2 separate regions of the Homo sapiens genome follow, and region 1 is linked to region 2. A link is an interaction called in ENCODE POLR2A ChIA-PET data of the cell type or tissue named here. Cell type or tissue: Panc1. All regions are shown on one strand. Each heading gives the region's core, and the rest is flanking DNA. Links, peaks and the distances in the headings are about the cores only. Region 1 holds the start of EFEMP2 (EGF containing fibulin extracellular matrix protein 2). Region 2 overlaps ESRRA (estrogen related receptor alpha).

Evidence for each region. Peaks named below come from ENCODE experiments on the same cell type or tissue, not always from the same donor. Only the 100,000 strongest peaks of a DNase experiment are listed, where the experiment ranks them.
Region 1: POLR2A ChIA-PET joins it to region 2 with 11 read pairs; 2 of 35 experiments call an interaction of 5 or more read pairs at or near these places.

What each region holds. Positions count from the first base shown.
Region 1 is chr11:65,871,966-65,874,814 of GRCh38, reverse strand. EFEMP2 (EGF containing fibulin extracellular matrix protein 2) reads left to right here and starts at 2,015. Exons shown (of 11, transcript NM_016938.5): 1 at 2,015-2,132; 2 at 2,454-2,571; 3 at 2,797-2,845. The coding sequence starts at 2,461. RefSeq lists a silencer at 953-1,012. In Panc1, for the core only: no CTCF peak of the experiment used is centred there; no DNase peak of the experiment used is centred there; H3K4me3 peaks cover 1,681 bases; H3K27ac peaks cover 1,502 bases.
Region 2 is chr11:64,309,147-64,312,045 of GRCh38, reverse strand. The region is part of intron 2 of ESRRA (estrogen related receptor alpha); the gene reads right to left. Among named protein-coding and RNA genes, the nearest start is that of ESRRA, 5.1 kb to the right of the region's middle. In Panc1, for the core only: no CTCF peak of the experiment used is centred there; no DNase peak of the experiment used is centred there.

The DNA.
Region 1 (2,849 bases), core at 350-2,849, 1.6 Mb before region 2:
GGCTTTTGTGTTGTTTCTGCATTTGGCTCTTATATATAGTGCAGCTATAAACGCTGCGTACAGATTTGTGTGTGTGTACATATCTTTTCAATTATCCTAGGTATGTATACCTAGGAGTGAAATTGTCAGGTCATGTGATAACATTTTGAGGAACTGCCAGACCATTGTCCACCAACAGTGCATGAGGGCTCCAGTTTCTCCGTATCTTTGCCAACACTTGTTACTGTCTTTCTCGTTTTAAAGAGCTATTATTATTATTACTATTTTTGAGATGGAGTCTCGCTCTGTCGCCCAGGCTGGAGTGCAATGGCACAATCTCGGCTCATTGCAACAACTGCCTCCCGGGTTTAAGAGATTATTCTGCCTCAGACTCCCGAGTAGCTGGGATTAGAGGCACGTGCCACTACACCAGCTAATTTCTTTGTGTTTTTGTAAAGACAGGGTTTCACCATGTTGGCCAGGCTGGTCTTGAACTCCTGACCTTGTGATCTGCCCACCTTGGCCTCCCAAAGTGTTGGGGTTACAGGCGTGAGCCACCGCGTCGGGCCTATTATTATTATTATTATTTTAAGATGGAGTCTCCCTCTGTCACCCATGGAGTGCAGCAGTGTGATCTGGGCTCTCTGCAACCTCCACCTCCCGAGTTCAGGTGATTCTCCTGCCTCAGGCTCCTGAGTAGCTGCGACTACAGGCACGCGCCACCACGCCTGGCTAATTTTTATATTTTTAGTAGAGACGGGGTTTCACCATGTTGTCCAGACTGGTCTCGAACTCCTGACCTCAGGTGATCCACCTGCCTCGGCCTCTCAAAGTGCTGGGATTACAGGCTTGAGCCACCGCGTCCGGCCCCTAAAGAGCTATTATTTAACCTTCTGCCCCAGCAGCTGGGAGGGATGGTGGTGGCAGAGTGGCGAGGAGCGGGCACTGCGCAGTTCACCTGAGCCCCAGGCGCTCGCCGCGGGACCCACCAGCACGTCCCCTCCTCGGCAGACTCCCTCCCCGGGGTCACGTGGAGGGCGACTGCGGGGATAAGCAGGGATGGCAAGGGGAAAGGAAGGGCGGGCCCCAGGCGGGGGATCCCCGGACACGCAGTGCTTTCCCGCCTGGCCCCGCCCAAAGACGTGGGCAAACAGAGGCCACGCCCTTCCTGGGAGCCAGCCCCGCCCATACTCCGCCCCAAGGACACGCCCCCACTTCGGGCGGAGGCGGAAACCGGGCGGGGGACGCTGGTGCGAGGAGGTCGAGGAGGCGCCTTGGCACCCGACTCTGGCATCCCGCACGTCCGACATCAGCCCTGCCCTCCTTCTCAGGGGCTTCCATTCATTTTGTGCCAAAAGGGAACTGCCGCCCTCGCCCCCAAACTTGTAGCTTTGTGGATGGAGGGTGTGGGGGAGGCCGTGTGTAGTGAAAGGACCACCCGGCTGAAGACGGTCCTGGGGGTGGAGGGCAGGAGGGAGCGAGAAGGACAGTTCTGCTCCTGGGAGCCTCTCGTTCCTGGGCGAGGGTCTGGGGACCCTGGATGAAGTTTTAGGATCTTTTACAATGACGGTCTGGGGCAGAGAATAAAATTTTGCAGGGAGCAGATTGAGGGTCTGGAGGACTGGGTTAGGTGGGCTCTAGGTACCCAGGACGATCTCGGGAGGCGCACAATGAGAATCTGGGGGCTCCAGGATTACGGTGTGGGTGCACAGGATGAAATTCTGGGGGCGCAGATTAGGTAGGACCTAGGTGAGCAGGATGACATTTTTGGTGAGCGTCTGGGGGCCCCCGGGTGAGTCTGGGGGCCTGGCATCAAGGTCGGGGCCCCAGGATCGAGCACTGGGGGACCCTGGTCCGGCGCCGGGAGGCGGCTCCTGGCGGCGCCGCGGGGGACCGGGTAGGGGCCTGTGGCTGGCCGGGGGCGGAGAAGCGGGGGGTCGGGGTCCCTCCCCCTGGCGCTGGCTCAGGAATCCGCCGAAGGGCGGGCGGAGGCGCCGGGGTGGGCCGCGCCGCGGCAGGCGGGCGGGCGGGGGGCGCTTCCTGGGGCCGCGCGTCCAGGGAGCTGTGCCGTCCGCCCGTCCGTCTGCCCGCAGGCATTGCCCGAGCCAGCCGAGCCGCCAGAGCCGCGGGCCGCGGGGGTGTCGCGGGCCCAAGTGAGTGGCTGTGACCGTCCGTGGGGGAGGGCGTGGGCCGGAGTCTCGGCCGAGTCCGCGGCAGCGTAGCGCCCACAGAGGCCCGCGCTCCTCGGCCTTCGCCGCAGGGGCGCGGGGCGGGGGCGGGGTGGCCGGGGCGGGTGGGCCTGGGACCCGGGCCTGGGACCTGGGCCTGTGAGGAGTCGGCCCCCAGCCCTGGGAGGCCCCGAGGCCCAAGCACGGTCCTGAGCGGGCAGTGGCGGGGGCTGGGCTCGGGCTCCCGGTACAGGGAGTTGAGGTGCCGCGGGCAGAGGCCCCTGACCCGTGTCCACCATCTCGCAGCCCCAGGATGCTCCCCTGCGCCTCCTGCCTACCCGGGTCTCTACTGCTCTGGGCGCTGCTACTGTTGCTCTTGGGATCAGCTTCTCCTCAGGATTCTGAAGAGCCCGACAGCTACACGGTGGGGACAGTGAGGGCCGCTGGCCTGGGACAGGAAGGGTAGGGAGGAAGAGACCGGGACCCAGGGTGACTGCTGCCGGGGAAGTCTTCCTCCCCTGGCTGGTGGAGAGCTGGGGGCCATTGTTTGGAGCAGGCCGGAGGGTGGCCAGGCTCAGGCCCTAGTCTTGGCCTGGCCAGTTGGAGGAGATCTTAGGGTGACCACTGGCCACTTCTGGTTCCCTTCCAGGAATGCACAGATGGCTATGAGTGGGACCCAGACAGCCAGCACTGCCGGGGTGT
Region 2 (2,899 bases), core at 84-2,583:
GATCGTGCCATTGCACTCCAGCCTGGGCAACCAGAGCGAAACTCTGTACCAAAAAAAAAAAAAGGCCAGGCGCAGTGGCTCACGCCTATAATCCCAGCACTTTGGGAGGCCGAGGCAGGCAGATCACGAGGTGAGGAGTTTGAGACCAGCCTGACCAACACGGTGAAACCCTGTCTCTACTAAAAATACAAAAATTAGCTGGGCGTGTGCCTGTAGTCCCAGCTACTCGGGAGGCTGAGGGAGAACAATCGCTTGAACCTGGGAGGCGGAGGTTGCAGTAAGCTGAGATCGTGCCACTGTACTATAGCCTGGCAACAGAGTGAGACTCTGTCTAAAAAAAAAAAGAGGCCGGGAGCGTAATCCCAGCACTTTGGGAGGCCGAGGCGGGTGGATCACGAGGTCAGGAGATCGAGACCATCCTGGCTAACATGGTGAAACCCAGTCTCTACTAAAAATACCAAAATTAGCCGTGCGTGGTGCCATGCGCCTGTAATCCCAGCTATTGGGGAGGCTGAGGCAGGAGAATCGCTTGAACCCGGGAGGCGGAGCTTGCACTGAGCCGAGATCGCGCCACTGGACTCTAGCCTGGGCAACAAAGCGAGACTCCGTCTCAAAAAAAAAAAAAAAAAGACAAGCCCTCTGGAGCCTCAGAACCAGCACCTCCCCTTCCTGCACATACCACAGCGGTAATAAGACAAGTCTGTGCAACTCACTGTTGCCCAGCTCTCCCCTCTGCCAGGATGTAAACTGCCTGAGGGCAGAAACAGCCCTGCTTCAGCCCCAGCTATGTCCCCAAGGCCTGGAACACTGGCCAGGACAGCAAAGAACAGGTCTGTGCCGAACAGGGACTCTGGCTACCACATACCTTTATGACCTTGGGCAAGTCCCATACCTAACCCCTTGAACCCTCAGTTTCCCAGCTGTAAAAGTGCCCCACAGAGTTGGGTCGTGAGAATTAAAGGGGATAATATGGTCAAAACATCCAGCATGGTTCATGACACCTAAGTGCTCAATATACAAGTCCTATTCACAGCCAGCACACAATAAATATTTGTCAATAGTCAACATACAGTGAGGGGCCCCAGGGTAGGTAGGAGATACCCGCACCCTGGCCGGCTGGCTCACTGTTCTTCAGAGTGGGAAGGGTGCACAAAGTTTAAGATTGGTGGATTTTGGCCAAGTTAAAACTTGCTGGATTGGCGGGGTGCAGTGGCTCACACCTATAATCCCAGCACTTTGGAAGCCCGAGGAGGGCAGATCGCCTGAGGTCAGGAGTTTGAGGCCAGCCTGGCCAACATGGTGAAACCCCATCCCTACTAAAAACACAAAAATTAGCCGGGCATGGTGGCAGGCGCCTGTAATCCCAGCTACTTGGGAGGCTGAGGCAGGTGAATGGCTTGAACCCGGGAGGCAGAGGTTGCAGTGAACCACGACTGCAGGCCGTTGCACTCCAGCCTGGACAACAAGAGCAAAACTCCATCTCAAAAAAAAAAAAAAAAAAAAAAAAAACCTGGCCAGGAGCAGTGGCTCACGCCTGTAATCCCAGCACTTTGGGAGTCCAAGGCAGGTGGATCTCGAGGTCAGGAAATCAAGACCATCTTGGCTAACACGCTGAAACCCCGTCTCTACTAAAAGTACAAAAAATTAGCCAGGCGTGGTGGCGGGCACCTGTAGTCCCAGCTACTCAGGAGGCTGAGGCAGGAGAATGGTGTGAACCCGGGAGGCGGAGCTTGCAGTGAGCCGAGATCGTGCCACTGCACTCCAGCCTGGGCGACCACACGAGACTGTCTCAAAAAAAAAAAAAAAAACGTGCTGGAATGTCACAATCAGTCATTCAGCGTCTGTCCAAAGTTCGGTGTTATTAGTAATAAGCAGAGGAAGCAGTCTAACATTGAAGAGCTCAGCTCTGGACCTATACTGACCCAAGTTCAAATCTTGGTTCTGCCATTTCCTAGTTGTGAGACTTCAACAAAGTTTCAAATGCCTCTCTTAGTTTCAGTTATAACAGTACTGACACCTTATAGGGTTGCTGTGGGGACTAACTGAGATCATAAAAGAATACAGTGCCTAGCACAAGGTAAGCACTCAAGATTTTTTTTTTTTTTTTTTTTTTGATACGAACTCTCACTCTGTCACCCAGGCTGGGAGTGCAGTGGCACGATCTTGGCTAACTCCAACCTCTGCCTCCTGGGTTCCAGCAATTCTCCTGCCTCAGCCTCCTGAGTAGCTGGGACTACAGGCACCCACCACGACACCTGGCTAATTTTTGTATTTCTAGTACAGACAGGGTTTCACCATGTTGGCCAGGCTGGTCTCGAACTCCTGACCTTGTGATCCTCCCATCTTAGCCTCCGAAAGTGCTGAGATTACAGGTGTGAGCCACCACACTTGGCCTTTTTTTTTTTTTTTTTAATTATACGTGTTATAGCCCCCAAAGTAACCAATGGTTACATAAAAGCAGAAATAACGGAAATAATAGGCCCTTCCCAGGCAATGCTTAATGTCAGCATCTTGCTCATTCCCCCAAATTCTGATAAGCTTTCCTGAGTGAGAAAAAAATTAGTGACTTTTAAGAGCAGACATGCCTGTAAGTCCTTTTTTTTTTTTTTTTGAGATGAGAGTGTCTCATTCTGTTGCCCAGACTAGAGTGCTGTGGCATGATCTCAGCTCACTGCAACCTCTGCCTCCCGGGTTCAAGCAATTCTCCTGCCTCAGCCTCCCAAGTAGTGGGATTACAGGCACTCACCACCACGCCCGGCTAATTTTTGTATTTTTAGTAGAGACGGGGTTTTACCATGTTGGCCAGGCTGGTCTCGAACTCCTGACCTCGTGATCCGTCTGCCTCAGCCTCCCAAAGTGCTGGGATTACAGGCCATGAGCCACCAAGCCCAGCGTTTTT